Linked DNA regions of Homo sapiens: region 2 is linked to region 1. Evidence: read pairs that join two places in POLR2A ChIA-PET (ENCODE). Cell type or tissue: HepG2. All regions are shown on one strand. Each heading gives the region's core, and the rest is flanking DNA. Links, peaks and the distances in the headings are about the cores only. Region 1 has its middle 12 kb from the start of PPFIA1. Region 2 holds the start of LOC105369373 (a long non-coding RNA gene).

Evidence for each region. ChIA-PET counts read pairs that join two places held together with the same protein. Peaks named below come from ENCODE experiments on the same cell type or tissue, not always from the same donor. Only the 100,000 strongest peaks of a DNase experiment are listed, where the experiment ranks them.
Region 2: POLR2A ChIA-PET joins it to region 1 with 8 read pairs; 5 of 35 experiments call an interaction of 5 or more read pairs at or near these places.

Annotation. Positions count from the first base shown.
Region 1 is chr11:70,257,622-70,260,540 of GRCh38, reverse strand. No RefSeq gene overlaps it. Among named protein-coding and RNA genes, the nearest start is that of PPFIA1, 12 kb to the left of the region's middle. In HepG2, for the core only: no CTCF peak of the experiment used is centred there; a DNase peak (open chromatin) is centred at 1,280.
Region 2 is chr11:70,325,134-70,328,052 of GRCh38, reverse strand. PPFIA1 (PPFI scaffold protein A1) reads right to left here. Exons shown (of 28, transcript NM_003626.5): 5 at 2,479-2,553; 6 at 1,690-1,791; 7 at 1,235-1,456. It overlaps LOC105369373 (a long non-coding RNA gene), which reads left to right and starts at 799. Exons shown (of 2, transcript NR_188532.1): 1 at 799-953. In HepG2, for the core only: no CTCF peak of the experiment used is centred there; no DNase peak of the experiment used is centred there.

The sequences.
Region 1 (2,919 bases), core at 145-2,644:
TGCAAGATGAAAAATTCTGGAGACTGCCGGGCGCAGTGGCTCATGCCTGTGATCCCAGCACTTTGGGAGGCCTAGGCGGGTGGATCACCTGAGGTCAGGAGTTCGAGACCAGCCTGACCAACATAAAGAAACCCTGTCTCTCCTAAAAATACAAAATTAGCCAGGCGTGGTGGCGCATGCCTGTAATCCCAGCTACCCGGGAGGCTGAGGCAAGAGAATCGCTTGAACCCAGAAGGCAGAGGTTGCGGTGACCCGAGTCTTACCATTGCACTCCAGCCTAGGTGACAGAGTGAAACTCCATCTCAAAAAAAAAAAAGAAAAGAAAAGAAAAGAAAAATCCTGGAGATGGATGGTGGTGATGGTTGCACGCAGTGAAACACTGAGAAAGTACTTAATGCCACTGCACTGTGCACTCAGAAGTGGTTAAGATGGTAAATTTTGTGTTATGTGTATTTTACCACAAAATTAAAAAACAAAAAACAAACAAAAAATCTCTATCGGTGAGGGCAACATAGTGAGACCCTGTTTTACAAAAAAATTTAAAAACGAAGGCCAGGTGTGGTGGCTCACGCTTATAATCCCAGCACTAATGGAGGCCGAAGTGAGTGGATTACTTGAGGTCAGGAGTTCAAGACCAGCCTGGCCAACATGGCCAAACTCCTTCTCTACTATAAATACAAAAATTAGCTGGGTGTGGTGGTGCACACCTATAATTCCAGCTACTCGGGAGGTTGAGGCAGGAGAATGGCGTGCACCCAGGAGGCAGAGCTTGCAGTGAGCCGAGATGGCGCCACTGCACTCCAGCCTGGGCGACAGAGCAAGACTCTGTCTCAAAATAAATAAATAAATAAATAAAAATAATAAAAAATGAGGCCAGGTGTGGTGGCTTACACCTGTAATCCCAGCACTTTGGGAGGCCAAGGTGGGCAGATCACCTGAGGTCAGGAGTTCAAGACCAGCCCGGCTAATATATGGCAAAACCCCATCTCTACTAAAAATACAAAAATCAGCCAGGCATGGTGACAAGTGTCTGTGATCCCAGCTATTAGGGAGCCTGAGGCAGGAAAATTGCTTGAACCCAGGAGGTGGAGGTTGCAGCAAGCCGAGATTGCACCACTGCACTCCAGCCTGGGTGACAGAACGAGACTTCATCTCAAAAAAAAAAAAAAAAAAAAAATGAGCTGAGCATGGTGGCATGAGCCTATAGTCCCAGCCACTCTAGAGACTGAGGTGGGAGGATCACTTGAGCCTAGGAGCCTGAGGTTGCAGTGACCTGTGATTGCACCACTGCCCTCCAGCCTGGGTGACAAAGCAAGACCTTGTCTCAAACAAACAACCCTATACTCTTCCTGTTGCCCAACTTGAGGATGCTTTTGGGCACAGTCCTAAGAAATTTTTCCACAACTGGAATATTTATGATGAAACAAAGATCAAGATTATGAGATAGGACAATTAAGCTTTTAAATGTTGGATATTTGTGGAATTATTCTAAGATTTTAAAAATTAATTTGACATTTATTGTTTACTAATATTCTTTTCTTTTAATTTTTTTATTATCAAATATCTGTATCAGATGGAGGTTTTTTATGTTATTAAAATATGTAATACTGGCTGGGCGCAGTGGCTCATGCCTGTAATCCCAGCACTTTGGGAGGCCAAGGCGGGCAGATCTCTTGAGGCCGGGAGTTGAACACCAGCCTGGCCAACATAGTGAAAACCTGACTTTACTAAAAATACAAAAATTAGCCAGGAGTGGTGGTGCATTACTGTAGTCCCAGCTATTTCAGAGGCTGAGGCAGGAGAATCATTTGAACTCAGGAGGCAGAGGTTGCAGTGAGCCGAGAACATGCCACTACATTCCAGCCTGGAGACTCTGTCTCAAAAAAAAAAAAAAACAATATTGTCAAAATATATTGGTTTATAATAAGAACCATGCACTTCAGATTTTTAAAAATTTTTTTACAGAAAACCTCTGAACCTGCTTATTATGGTCACCCATTCTTTACAAGCAAGTAAACACAATGTTTTTAATAAATACAAAATAACTTAGGGTTTGGGGAATTCTGATATCTCATGCCCATATCTTTTTTTTTTTCCACATCTGCAAAAGATTTATTTTTTAAAGAAATGGATTCTGAGACAAAACAACATGGGGCAGAAGTATGGAATCGAAAATTGGGCTGGGCACGGTTGCTCACGCCTATAATCCCACCACTTTGGGAGGCCAAGGCGGGTGGATCACCTGAGGTCAGGAGCTTGAGACCAGCCTGGCCAACATGGTGAAACCTATCTCTACTAAAAATACAAAAATTACCCAGGCGTGGTGGCGCGTGCCTGTAATCCCAGCTACTCGGGAGTCTGAGGCAGGAGAATTGCTTGAACCCAGGAGGCAGAGGTTGCAGTGAGCCAAGATCATGCCACTGCACTCCAGCTTGGGGAACAGAGTGAGACTTCATCTCAAAAATAAATAAATAAATAAATAAATAAATAAAATAAAATAAAATAAATATGAATGTAAGCTGTTTCGCTAATTTTTTTGTGTGTTTTTTTTTTTGTTTTGTTTTTTGACACAGAGTCTTGCTCTGTCACCCAGGCTGGAGTCAGTGGCGCGATCTCAGCTCACTGCAACCTCCGCCTCCTGGGTTCAAGTGATTCTCCTGCCTCAGTCTCCAGAGTAGCTGGGACTACAGGTGCACGCCACCACGCCCGGCTAATTTTTGTATCTTTAGTAGAGATTGGGTTTCACCATGTTGGCCAGGATGGTCTCAATCTTTTGACCTTGTGATCTGCCCGCCTCGGCCTCCCAAGGTGCTGGGATTACAGGCATGAGCCACCGTGCCTGGCCCACTAATTGTTTTATAACCACAACCAACTAGTACGAAGAATGCCCTGAACAAAACACAGTCAAGGGGCTGGGTG
Region 2 (2,919 bases), core at 94-2,593, 68 kb before region 1:
AATTTCAAAATTCTCTGCATATTAATCTCTGCCACATAATCTCCTGCTGTAGCCAAAGAATAGAACCTTAGGTGACATACTACATGCAAATGTTCTTCCTGTGGTGAATTCCTACATGAAATTACTCAACGTCAAACTACCAAACTGAAAAGCAGACATTCAACGGTTGAGGCGCCTGACAAGGGACAAAGCGCAGGTTAGAAAGTGACAGGAAGGGCACCTGAGAAAGCACTCAGCCTCACTGTTTCATGATCAAATAGTTTCTCTCTTTTTTTTTTTTGAGACGGAGTCTCGCTCTGCCGCCCAGGCTGGAGTGCAGTGTCCCGATCTCGGCTTACTGAAAGCTCTGCCTCCTGGGCTCACGCCATTCTCCTGCCTCAGCCTCCCGAGTAGCTGGGACTACAGGCGCCCGCCACCACGCCTGGCTAATTTTTTTGTATTTTTTAGTAGAGACGGGGTTTCACCGTGTTAGCCAGGATGGTCTCGATCTCCTGACCTCGTGATCCGCCCGCCTAAGCCTCCCAAAGTGCTGGGATTACAGGCGTGAGCCACCACGCCCGGCATTCATGATCAAATAGTTTCTCACAGTTATAATGGCAGAAATATTTGTCAGCAATGAGTATATTGTGACATATTTTTGCTATACGATCCTGATGACCCATGTAGAAGCAAATTCCACTCTTGATTGTTTGACCATTAATATTCAACGCCACAAATTCCTTGAAGGAGCAGGTCAGAAAATGAGAAGACCGCCAGCAACGCCCCCTCCCACAGTTAAGAGACTATACTCACATTGCCCTACGTGAGCTAGCACAGCCAGTATCAATATCTGCTTGCTAAGTATGTGTGCAACAGAAGGCAATCTGAACATAAGAACAAATTAAGACAGCCTAGAAATTGCACAGATGAAGAATCTACAAACAAGGACATTAAAGAATATTAAAGCAGCACAGGTAGGAGAGGCCAGTGTGGCGTCCACTTCATGGCCATGTCAGTCAGTGGGACTAGTTCTCTACTTTGAAGAGCTCAGGGACAGGAGATTTCACAACAAAAATGGGGAGGTAGCTTATGGCAGTTTCACAGCACTCTCTCTTTTTCAATATAACTTATACAATAATCCAAAGGTTGAAAGTAATTGGGAGAGTAAGAGACAAACAGAGAAAAAAAATCATTTAACTAAAACGTCCCAAACATACAACTTCATGACAAGACTGTAGTTTTTGTTATTGCTCACTTCACGGACATCTCGTTGCAATTTTGTGTTCATTTCTTCAGATTTGATGAGATCTTTTCTAGCCGTGTCCAGATCCTCTTCCAGTTCTGTCACATGACTGGAAAGGGAAGCCAGGCGTTCTTTCATTTGGCTCTGTTCCCTTGACTGCTTACTTATGATTTCTTGGAGCTCAATTACTTTAGCAAGGTCTTCCTCGTGGCTTAAAGAACCATCAGAAGATCTCTGATAGGGGGAAAAAAAAATCCTTAAATACCCTTGTTTGGTGAGCTATAAAATAAAAATACTTCCAGGAAATAGCTAAAATCAAAACTGACTTATGCAATCTGTTGGATTACACAACTTTCATGACCACTTCAGCTCTAAGCCGGTACTTTAGCAACTGTTTTCCACATAACCCGACACATACTGTGAACAAATGAAATCAAACAGAATAAAGACAAAGCCTACAGACTTGCCTTTCCACTCGTGCTTGGTGTATTTTCTTGTTCATGGTTTATGTCCAGCACTCCATCTGTTAGAGTTTTTTTCTGATTATTCTGTTCTTTAAGAATCATTAGCTGAAAGCAAAAAATTGAATATGAGTGTAAAATACCTTACATAAGAGAAATAAGTAAAGATAGCAAAACTCCTTTTGGAAAAACACAACTAAAAACTGCTTAACATAGTATAAAAGAGAAAGCATATGGCAATGCTACCCAATCCGAAAATAACCAGATCATTGAAGATGGAATTTATTATCCACTGGCCAGACGAGTCCTTAGGTAACCATCATTTTGTAGTCCTTAAAATGACTCAGATAGGCTGGTCCTCAATTGGGAAGATAAGTAACATGTGATATGTACAACTACAGTCCTTATACTTCTTTTACTTTTTTTTTTTTTTTTTGGAGACAGAGTCTTGCTCTGTCACCCAGGCTGGAGTGCAATGGTGCAATCTCAGCTCATTGCAACCTCCACCTCCTGGGCTCAAGCAATTCTCATGTCTCAGCCTCCCGAGCAGCTGGGACTAAAGGAACATGCCACAACTCCTGGCTAATTTTTGTATTTTTAGTAGAAATGGGGTTTCACCATGTTGGTCAGGCTGGTCTTGGAACTCCTGACCTCAGGTGATCCGCCCGCCTCGGTCTCCCAAAGTGCTGGGATGACAGGTGTGAGCCACCACGTCTGGCCTTATGCTGCTTTTAATAATTAAAGGATAAAAATAACCCCCCCCCAATTCAACTCATGATGAAGTCTCAAGCTTACCTCTTTGTGTGTGGCACCTAATTCCTCTTCTAACAAACTACATCTTTCAAGTGCTACTCGTAATCGCTCTCTCACCTGAAAATAAAAGGGGTTGAGTTTGTGTGTGTGTGTGTATACTGTTTATTTTATTCTTAATATATAGTTAAGTGTAATATATACACTTAATGTATATATTAGTGTAATATAACATAATAAAATACCATTAATGTCTGTCATTGATCTTACTGTCAAGAAAACTTGTTAATGGCTCTAAATTAAGTTTCAGAAAAATAAATCTTCCCCCGAAATATCAGGTTGTTGCAAAAGTAATTGCAGGTTTTGCCCACAATTACTTTTGCAACAACCTAATACTACCCAATTTGTAACAGCAAATCAATATACATTAGTAATTTTAAGACATTTAAGCCAATTAGTACTTTTTAAACCTACAAAACCCTGTCT